Regions from separate parts of the Mus musculus genome. Here all the other regions are linked to region 3. Evidence: chromatin loops called from intact Hi-C (ENCODE). Cell type or tissue: heart. All regions are shown on one strand.

Region 1 (2,500 bases), 170 kb before region 3:
GCAGGAACCCCGGCCAGCCAGTGTGGCTCTGTCCGAGGGGCCTGTCCAGGGCCATGTTTGCTTAGCAGCCCTGAGGAATTAGTTTGGGCGTCACTGTTCAGGCTTGCTGAGCCACATTGGCTGTGGCATGTGTCCCTGTGTGTGGCTGATGGTTATTAGAGGGCCCTAAGGTAAGGTGGGCTTTGCTGCATCCCGTGACATCAGCTAAAGGGCCTTTCCCTCCCCTGAACTTTGGCCTCTCCATCTGAGAAGTGGGATGATGTCACTCTAATTTAGTATGTGTAGGACGGCAGAGGGGGAATGTCAGAGTGGTTGCAGGTTTGATAAGTGTCAGGGAGAAAGCCACAGAGCATGGTTTGTTGGAGATATTGGTGGACGTCGTGGCTGACCTGGTCATCTTCCATGTTTACAAGATTGGCTTTAGACTCAGAGAGATCTTTCCGCTGAGTGCTGGGATTTAAAGCACAAGGCACCATACCCAGCTCCTGGCCACCTTCCCACTGTGTTATGGACTCAGTCAGGTCTTTGTCTAGAGAGAAAAGTTGATGTAGCCTTGTGTGAGGTCGGTGTGATGAAAGAAGCCTATGATCGGTTCTGTGGAGGAGGAAGAGTGTGAGGAAGGGCTCTCTGTAAAAATACTTTGGATGATGAAGATGGGATAGAAGGTTTCACGGGCTCTGTGAGGATCGCAGGTCTGCACTGGGATAAGCACAGCTCTTGGCTCTCTGGGGGAACACCCAGGGGCCCTTGGGGAGGCTGCAGGCAGGCAAAACGTCAGGAGAAATAGAGTAGGATCAAGGTGAGCAGGGCTGTGGAGGCCCACAGTCTGGGTTCTAATTCTGCCTGCAAGCTTTCTCACTGAGACTTCAGGTACTAAGCCGGTGCACAGATACGTTGTTGATAATTTAAAGAAGATCCCTGAGGTCTGAAAGTTGCAAGCGAGGTTGGGAGAAACCTGCTGGGTGTTGAAACAACTGTGGTCTGGCACCAGCCTCCGCTAAGGTCCAGGTGATCACTGAGGTCATAGCCATGGTATGGGGGTAGCAAAGAGTTGGAAGAACGATTTCACTTTCTCTCTACCTTCCAGGTCGTTCTTTTACCTGAATTCAGAAGCCAGCATGCAAACAGGTCCTAGGGTACCATAGAGAAGGTAGGGACCGGGTATTCATGCTGTGGTAGTAGCATAAGCTATGGCTGCCTCAGTTTTCACAGCTGGGAACGGTGGTGGTAGTATTCTTCACTCCCTAGCACAGTTTGGAGGAACCCCACATGGGGCTCTTTAAGTTGCAATCCATAGACAAGGGTGGGACTCGGGGTACGGTTAGAGTGGAGGCTTTGCGGGATGCTAATACTGACCTCAGTAACCTGTGCAGCTAGAGAAGTCACATTGCTTAGGTGCAGCAGGCTGGGTGGAAGGCATTCACATCTGAATACACACCCTGCCTCAAGAGGGCAGTGCCACTTAGGCCCAGCCAACTCATAGCCTCTGGGGAACATGGTCTAGACGTTGGTTTAGAAAAGGTCTGGATTTAAAACATTGTGGGCATGATGGCATGCCTCTATGATCCCATCTACTCAGGAGGCTGAGACAGGAGGATTACAACTTGAGGTCAGCTTGGGCTATATATGAGAACTCATTTCCAAAAAACCAAACCAACCAACCAAACAAACAAACAAAATCCAAGTCAACTAAAGAAAGTTTTAGGGATCACTTCCTATGGATGGGCAGGTAGCTGGATTTGGCCTGCACACTGTACTTGTCATTGCTTCCACCTCCGCCCCATGGGCGCAGGGAGTTAGTGATAAGACATGTGCATGCAGGCTGGATGATGCATGGAACTGAATGGCCTGCATCTTCTTGTGAGATCTTTGTATCTGCCTCTTGAGGGCACTTTTACCTTGTGGACGAAACAGCTACTTCTAAGCTAAAACTGCTACCTGACAGGAAAGGCTGGCTTTGGCTGCAAACAGAACAGAGCAGGTAGCCCCCTGAGCTGGGAACCCACAGCTTGTTTCTGTGACAGGCAGGACAACAGGAGGGCAGACAGTGACAGAAGTAGAGGTGTGAATCAGTGCTGAGAACCAGCTGTGTGGGCTGCTGGTTACAGGTGTGATGGGTTTGTAGAGTCTGACATCTTAGACCTGCATCCCACGTGGGCTTCCTGATGGGTGGCCTGGGGCCAGCAATGGCTCAGGTCCTCCATCCTCACATCTGTGACATGTGGAAATGGTTCCAGCCACATGGAGTTCTCCGGGGGTGAAATAAGTGTATGCCAGCAAGTTGGGAAATGGAGCAGATACTCAGCGTCCCAAAGCTTTCTGGTGTGTCCACTCATGATCAAACAGTTGCATCCCGAGAGTGGGCATCTGAGGATGCTTGAGAACAGGGGCATGAAAGAGAGTGAGGGATTAGGTTAGAAAGTGATGTTGAGGCTGTTGAGCCCCAGGGAACAAGTAGGAGATATGCCTTCCAGGCACAGGGTAGGCGATGTGCAAAGGC
Region 2 (2,500 bases), 49 kb before region 3:
CTGGGACAAGAGGAGTGCCCTACAGGTGGGGTTAAGAGACTTACTGAGAGCAGAGGCCAGCACAATACTAAGTGTCAGTTTCAGAAGGAACTCCCCAGACAGAAGGCTAAAGGGAGTATCTATTAGCATACCAAAGCACCAAAGCCTGTGGTGGCCTCCAGGCTCCCTCATAACCTGTAGCTCTCCATAGTTCTTACCCTACATCCCAACTCTAAGCTTCTCCAGCTTGTGGGCTTCCCTCCCCCAACTTCTCATTCCCATAAAACCCTGCCATTTGGCTGTGCTCTCTCTTGGCTCTCTCTCTCTCTCTCTCTCTCTCTCTCTCTCTCTTCTCCCTCTCCCCACCCCACATTGGTTGTCTCTTTCTCTTCCTCTCATGGTCATGTCCCCGCTGACCATGTTCAAGCTGCTATTTTCCCTGCTCTGGACTCTTCCAGATGCCTCCGGCTGTACCCTTCCTCATATCTACAATACAAATCTTCGGAACCTCAACCATACCTTGGAAGTGGTTTATACACAATTTCATGTCTGGGTCAATTATTCTCTCCTCTCCCTTTCTCTCTCAAATGAGAGTTCATGTACAAGTCTTTTTAGAAGTAACATTAAGAATGGGAACTAAACAACGCTGGCGAATTCCGATTAGGATGGTGGCAGAGCCCAGCCTAGGAGGCTACGTTGGAGGCAAGTGCTATTACACTTAGACCTCTTTCCTCAGCTTGCATGGGACTGACAACCAAGGGGAAAAGAGGAACTTTAAATGCCCTAACACCACCCAGCACGGCCTTCTGGGAATGCCTCCATTAAGACTGTAGCTGACTAAGGGCTTACAAATCCCTGAGAGGGTGCATCGGCTCCTACTGACACTGAGGGCTTTCCTAGCTCTTGTTCCCAGGACTCTGGTTCCCTTGTGATTGAAACCGGTCCCCAAGGGCAGAACACAAAGCACTGCAGGCAGGCCTGTTCCCGGATACCTGTCTCACCAGTCCCTAGAGGGAAATCAGGAGGGGTGTGGCCGCCCTTCCCAGCCTGCCAGAGTGGGCGGGGTCTCTGGCTAGGTGGGTGGGGCGATGGGCGGGAGTAGATCACTGAGGGAGTCCTAGTGTGGAGTCACCGCAAAACTGGCGAGGGATCCCCACGCTGCAGCTGGCGGTGAGTGCTTGCTTTCTGGTTCTGTGGTCTGCGGGTGATCGGGGTGGGTGGATATGTGGAAAGGAGGGTTTTCTCGCGGGGAGACCGAGGACTCCCGGGCAACAGCGCTTGGTTTTGTGGAGATCACGACCGTCACAAGTCCCATCGCGGGGACGCTGTTAACTGGCTCTGGAGCTGGCCTGGCTGAGCTCCTGAAAGGGACTCTGTTTCTCCTGGAAGCATCGACGGAGTAGATAGGCTGTAAAAGGAAAGGGATGTCTCGAGGGGAGCCACGGCAGGCTTTGGTAACTGAGAAGGAATAGGGTATTGGGACCAAATTGAAGCCCCCAGGATCCTTTGAAGTCTGAGGCGAGGCTGTGATTTGGAGGTGGCTGGGACAACGGAGGGGAAACTTGCAGGTGAGGTCCTTACCCAGAGGGAGAAAACCCTGCTTTGGGTCTTAGCAGGAACTATTCCTGGTTCAGTTCCCCCCACCCCCTTCTCTCTAACTTCTGTGTCTTTTTCAGAACCTGCAGGGTCCTGGCCTGGGGCAGGGACATTGGCTTTTCTGTATGTAATCTCACCCACGGTTGATACCCTGCAGGGGAAATGCCCCCTCCCTCATCTCTGCCCTCCTGAAGACCAAAGAGTCAGCCCCATTGGCTCTGGTCTGCTCAGTCTGTTGTGAGGCCTTTGGGGCTCCCAGTTTCTTGGCCACTTAATGCCAGTTGGCCTCCACATGCAGCTCCAAGCTGGCACTGGCTCCATCTTGTCCCCTCTCTCCCACCCAGGTCAGCATTGTAGGGTGGCCCAGTGAGCAGACGCTTACTGCTAACAAAGTGGCTTCTATAGCTGTTTGGCCAAAGTCTGTGCCTTGCAACTCTCTGGTTCCACAGCCACCCCCGCCCCCACGCTGTGTGGAACAAACACATCCTCAGCCCATGCAGACCCCATCTGTACACTGGGTGATGCACAGGGATATGGTGAATACATCATGCTAACACATGCCATCTCAGAGGATAGGAAGTACTGTGGGGAGAAAAAGCTGGGACAGGGCTTAGGGGCTACAGTTTTGCATAGCATAGGAAGGCACCTCTGAGAGAGTCACCACTGAGCAAAGTCTTAAGGAGGGGATTGGCAAGTCATGTGACTATCTAGGGGGAGCTAGAGAAAGCCCCCACTGTGTGTGTGTGTGTGTGTGTGTGTGTGTGTGTAGGTAGGGAGGGAGGAGCTTATAGAAGCATGACAGACCAGAGCAGGGTGTAAATGGAGGGATGAATTGGAGGGCTGGGGGTGGATGGTGGGTGGCAAGGAGGAAAGGGGTGGCATCTGAGGTCTCTTGTATTGGGCTTGAGTTCGCCATAAAAGCTTT
Region 3 (2,500 bases):
GAAAACAGAGTGGGGGAAGGACTCTGACAATCTGGAGAAAATAAGTCTGCTTGACCCACTAAAAGATTCCCAAGTCTACTTCCTCAACTCTGTCCTCTTCCTTGTTGGATGGGGCCAAGCAAAATGTTCTCCCACACAGCCAGATTGGATCTCTGAATCATGCCAGTGTCATGGGAGAATCCAGATCTATAGGGGAATGTTGTTGTCTAAGGCCACTGTGTGTCACTATTGATTTATATCATGTGGCTAGAGCTTGGGAAATTGGGAACAGGATATATGTATACCAGTGAAAGACAGGAAAGAGTTGAGGCTTCAGTTTTCAGAAGATACCAATTTCATCATGGTTGATTTCAGCAGGGAGAGGAGTTGTGAGTTAATACTGTTAGCAATCACCCATGTGTCTGTCTGCTTCTGTGTTAGTGGTTTTCATTGTTTGGATTTTCAGAAACATGGTAGTCTTCACTGGGGAAATTTGTGTCATGATTAAACACACACACACACACACACACACACACACACACACACACACACACACACACCCCTCCTTCTCAGTATTAATCACCTTCTCCCATAATTAGTAGTTAAAATGTCAAAGGAGAAGGAATTAATTAAGAGAACTATCCAGTGAAGCAAGTCATGTGCTGCCAGGCTCTGGGGCTGATTATAAAAAGAGTTTCTTTAAATATTTTGAACACTTTTGGGAGTCAGAATCCTTCCGTCTAATTGAAAGATCCTTCATTATACCCTTAATTCTGGCTGGTGGCCAGGGATGCAGTCCCGGGTAAGGTAGAGGGTGGAAAGCCTTTCTTTATCCTTAGGAGACTCTCTCCACCCTTGGAGAGGATGGCCACAGAAGTTTAAAAAAACAGCAGGTGTCCCAGACGCCATCTGAGGACAGAAAGAGCTTCAGTTTGTACAGAGTCTACTGTTAGGAGATACTATATAGCATTTCACAATAATCCGGTAAAACAGGTGGTACTAACACCTCCGTTCTACAGACGAGGAAATTGAGGCTTAGGATGGTTGGGAGTTCCCCGTGTTACATGTTGACAAACTGAGAAAGAAAACATTGACTCTAGGTGTAATTCTAAGCTTTGTTCTTTCAATGGAATTCTGAAAATTATTCTCAGTTCTTCTCTGGATCGCTTCCCACCCTAGTTTTGACAGCTAAGCCAAGAGACAAGACCCGCGCAAGGAGGGTGGAGCTAAGAGCACAGCGCCCCGCCCAGGCGTGGTTTCAGCCAATGGTGACATGACACTGGCGGCCTTTCGCCCAATCAGCCATCGCTCCTCGCCCCCACCCTTTCTCCTCTGCCCCGCCCCTTCGCTTTCCCTTTGCCTCCACCGAGCTTGACCGAGCGGAAAGTCCCTTCAGCCAGCACCCTGCCAGCAGCCATTGGAGGAAGGTCTGTTACAAGAAAACCCAATCAGAGCGCACGCAGGGTCGGATCTCTGAATACGATTGGCTAGCGCGGCATCTACCCTCTCCGCCTCCGCTCCTCCCTCCCCGCGGGCAGTTCGGAGGCGGGGCAGGTGGGGGCGGGCCCAGGTAGCAGGTTCGGCTGCGCGGGGGCCCGCGCGCCTGAGGTAAATACTGGGGTGGTGGGTGTGGGGCGCCCGGCCGGCCCGGGACGCTGGTTCTGAAGCCCGGGGCTGCGGCGCTGAGCGGCGGCCGAGGCGGGTGAGTGTGCGCGGCCGCGCGGCTGACGCTAGGTCCCCAGTGTTCCTGCTCTGCCTCAGGCGCCCTGAAGCGCGGAGGCGACCGTCGGGCCTCAGCGCCCGCCCGTTAGCTGCCCCGGGCCGACGAGCTTCTGACGTCAACCGCGGTTGTCACCTCCAGCCTGCCCGAGGGCTCCCGACTCGCGGGACTCCTGCACCACAGGGCTTGGGTAGGAGCAGTGCAGGACTCCGTCTTTCTCTCTGGCCCGCCGTCGTGGACAGATGGGGAAACTGAGGCCGGGACCCTGCCTGGCTCCCAACGGCTGCAGGAGGCAGGGAGAATCTCGGGTTATGGTACCTCACGTCTGTGCTGTTTTGTGGGGTGTTGGTGGCTCCGCTCCCGGAAGAGCAGTCTGGCCTCGCTAATGGCGTGTTCTGCTTTTTCTTTCAGTTTCTCTGGTCTGGAGGGAGGGGGGAGGAGAGAGGATGGTTTTGCACAGTTGTGTAGTTGGAAGGTGCATCCTGTTGAGACAGGTACCTTGTTTTTCCTTTTATTATTATGGTCAGCCTTGGAGGAGACCGCCAAGTCGCGAATGATCATGGTCTGGAACTGAGTTCATCTGGGTCAGCTGCCAGGTTATTCATGTCCTTGGCATCTTTTTCTATTCCACCCCTTGGCATTTGCATGTTTTAGGGGTTTGTCATCCTCTAGCCACCAAGCCTTGCAATCTCCCAACCCCCACTATCCCCGCCACCTTCCTCTTTTTGATTTTCCCTGGAAAGTTGTCTCCTTAGAGGAGCATTCATTCATACCTTGCTGTGGTGTGTGTGTGTGTGTGTG
Region 4 (2,500 bases), 430 kb before region 3:
ATTCTGGTCTCTGTACTCCCGCCAGAATGGCCTGCTAAGCTCTGCTTACAGCTTGCTTTATCCATCAGCACCAAACCTTTCCAGAAACTGAGTCTGAAGGCTGATGAAACCCGTGGTCAGCTTTACCACACCAGCAGCCCCACTTCTCAGTACCCATCACCTAGACAGACGTGTCACTTTTCTTGTTGCTATGGCCAAGCACCTGACAGAAGCAACTTAGTGGAACAGGGTTGTTGTGGCCCATGACTTCAGTCCGCCAGGCATGGCGGAGGAAACTGCTCACTTGGTGGTGGGGGATCAGGAAGCAGAAAACTCAGGCAAGACTAGAATCAGAGTGGATATAACCTTCAGAGGCTCACCTCCTGTACCTCACTTCTGCCAGGCAGGCCTCACAGACCCGTCTCAAACACGAGCTTGTGGGTGTTTGGTTAACTTTTCTTGAGAAGACAAATTTCTTCTTCTTCCTCTTCTTCTTCTTTCTTCTTCTTCTTCTTCTTCTTCTTCTCCTCCTCCTCCTCCTTCTTTTTTCTTCTTTTCTTCTTTCTTCTTCTTTTCTTCTTTCTTCTTTTTCTTCTTTTCTTCTTCCTCCTCCTCTTCCTCTTCTTCTTCTTCTTCTTCTTCTTCTCCTCCTCCTCCTCCTCCTTTTTTCTTCTTTTCTTCTTTCTTCTTTTTTCTTCTTTTCTTCTTTCTCCTCCTCCTCCTCCTCCTCCTCCTCCTCCTCCTCCTCCTCCTCCTCCTCCTCCTCCTCCTCCTCCTCCTCCTCCTCCTCCTCCTCCTCCTCTTCTTCTTCTTCTTCTTCTTCTTCTTCTTCTTCTTCTTCTTCTTCAAGGTTTATTTATGTGGGGGCTGGAGAGATGGCTTAGCAGTTAAGAGCATCAACTGCTCTTCCAGAGGTCCTGAGTTCAATTCCCAGCAACCACATGGTGGCGCACAACCATCTGTAATGGGATCCGATGCTCTCTTCTGGTGTGTCTGAAGACAGCTATGTGTACTCATATATGTAAAATAAAGACTTATATGTTTGGGTGTTTTGCCTAGATGTATGTATATGCACCATGTGAATGTCTGGTGCCTGCAGACAGTGTCAGATCCCCTGGAATGTGAAGACATCAACAGTTGTGAGCTCTATATGGGTGCTAGGAACTGAACATGGGTCCTTCACAAGAGTCACCAGTACTCTACCCATTGAGCTCTCTCTCCAACTCCAGACATGAACAAGTTCTACTCGTCCCAAATAGAGTGCTAACAACAAGTCCAAAGGAACAACCCTGTCTGGCACAGCCTGGCAAACCACAGGATTACTTACGAGAGTGTGGGTGACCCTCCCCCCGCCCCTAGGCAGTTGCATTATTAAACAGCTGCACAGAGGATTATGTAAAACCTGCATAGACAGGGTTTCCCCATTCAGCCTTCCACCTCCTGACAGCGCTTCCCCAGACCACACAGCCAGGCATATACAGAGCTGTGGTGTGGCTGGGTCTGTGCACCCCATAACTACCGCACTGGGTCTGTGCCCCCCATAACTACAGCACTGGGTCTGTGCCCCCCATAACTACAGCACTGGAGGTGGAGGTGATGGAGACAAATGGACACTTAAGAGTTCAGTGGCCAGCTACTCTAGCCAAACATAAATTCAGGCTCAGTGAGAGACCCTTTCTCTTTTCTTTCTTTTCGCCTCCTCCTCCTTCTTCCTCATCCTCCTGCTGCTCTTGCAGACTACCCAAGTTTGGTTTTCAGAACCCACATGGCAGCTCTCAATCCTAACTTTTGCAGGCACATACATAGATGAGGCGAAACACTCATACACGGACTGGAGAGATGGCTCAGTGGTTAAGAGCACTTGTTGCTCTTTCAAAGGACCAGGGTTCTATTCCCAGAACCCACACAGCAGTTCCAGGAGGCCTGACACCCCTTCTGGCCTCTTCAAGTACTGCATACCCGGTGTACAGATGAACATGCAGGTAACACCCATACACCTGAACTAATTGGGGGCTGGAGAGATGGCTCAGTGGTTAAGAGCATTTGATCTTCCAGAGATCCTGAGTCCAATTCCCAGCAACCACATGGTGGCTCACAACCCATCTGTAGCAGGATCCAATACCCTCTTCTGGAGACAGCTATAGTGTACTCCTATACATAAAATAAACAATTCTTTAAAAAAAAAAATAAGCCTTTTAAAAAAAACCGTAGAAAGTCAAGCACCCCAAGTCCTACTGTGCTGAGTAAGAAACTCAGACCCACCTCCCCCAGTGACTGCCTCCACTGTACTTTTGGGAGACTCTAGTGTTGGTCACTGCTTGAACATAATTACTGACTGGGGTTAGCGTGTCCCATTGGGCTGCCATAGGGATGTCCACAGGAGAGGTAAGGATTGTGACAGTGCCATGTGGGTTGGCGGCGTGTCCTGTTGAGATCCCATTCTCCAGCTCTGATTTCTCGTCTGCTGTCAGACTGGTCACAGGCCTGTGTGATAATGATGTAAAATGACAGAGACCTAAGT

Evidence for each region. A loop is a pair of places that touch in the nucleus more often than their neighbours do. Peaks named below come from ENCODE experiments on the same cell type or tissue, not always from the same donor. Only the 100,000 strongest peaks of a DNase experiment are listed, where the experiment ranks them.
Region 1: a loop joins it to region 3, with 2.4 times the contacts of the local background. A loop is called at or near these places in 2 of 42 quality-filtered maps.
Region 2: it touches region 3 in a loop (2.3-fold over the local background); 22 of 42 quality-filtered maps call a loop at or near these places.
Region 4: a loop joins it to region 3, with 2.4 times the contacts of the local background. A loop is called at or near these places in 6 of 42 quality-filtered maps.

The regions. Positions count from the first base shown.
Region 1 is chr8:88,528,541-88,531,040 of GRCm38, forward strand. The region is part of intron 3 of Nkd1 (naked cuticle 1); the gene reads left to right. Among named protein-coding and RNA genes, the nearest start is that of Nkd1, 8.4 kb to the left of the region's middle. In heart, a CTCF peak has its summit at 1,445 (motif pointing right); no DNase peak of the experiment used is centred here.
Region 2 is chr8:88,646,261-88,648,760 of GRCm38, forward strand. It overlaps Nod2 (nucleotide-binding oligomerization domain containing 2), which reads left to right and starts at 1,087. Exons shown (of 13, transcript NM_145857.2): 1 at 1,087-1,149. In heart, no CTCF peak of the experiment used is centred here; a DNase peak (open chromatin) is centred at 1,041; H3K4me3 peaks cover 974 bases; H3K27ac peaks cover 584 bases; H3K27me3 peaks cover 1,126 bases.
Region 3 is chr8:88,695,513-88,698,012 of GRCm38, forward strand. Cyld (CYLD lysine 63 deubiquitinase) reads left to right here and starts at 1,516. Exons shown (of 17, transcript NM_173369.3): 1 at 1,516-1,587. In heart, a CTCF peak has its summit at 1,214; a DNase peak (open chromatin) is centred at 1,369; H3K4me3 peaks cover 1,788 bases; H3K27ac peaks cover 1,018 bases.
Region 4 is chr8:88,268,359-88,270,858 of GRCm38, forward strand. No RefSeq gene overlaps it. Among named protein-coding and RNA genes, the nearest start is that of Adcy7, 25 kb to the right of the region's middle. In heart, a CTCF peak has its summit at 943; no DNase peak of the experiment used is centred here; H3K27me3 peaks cover 1,323 bases.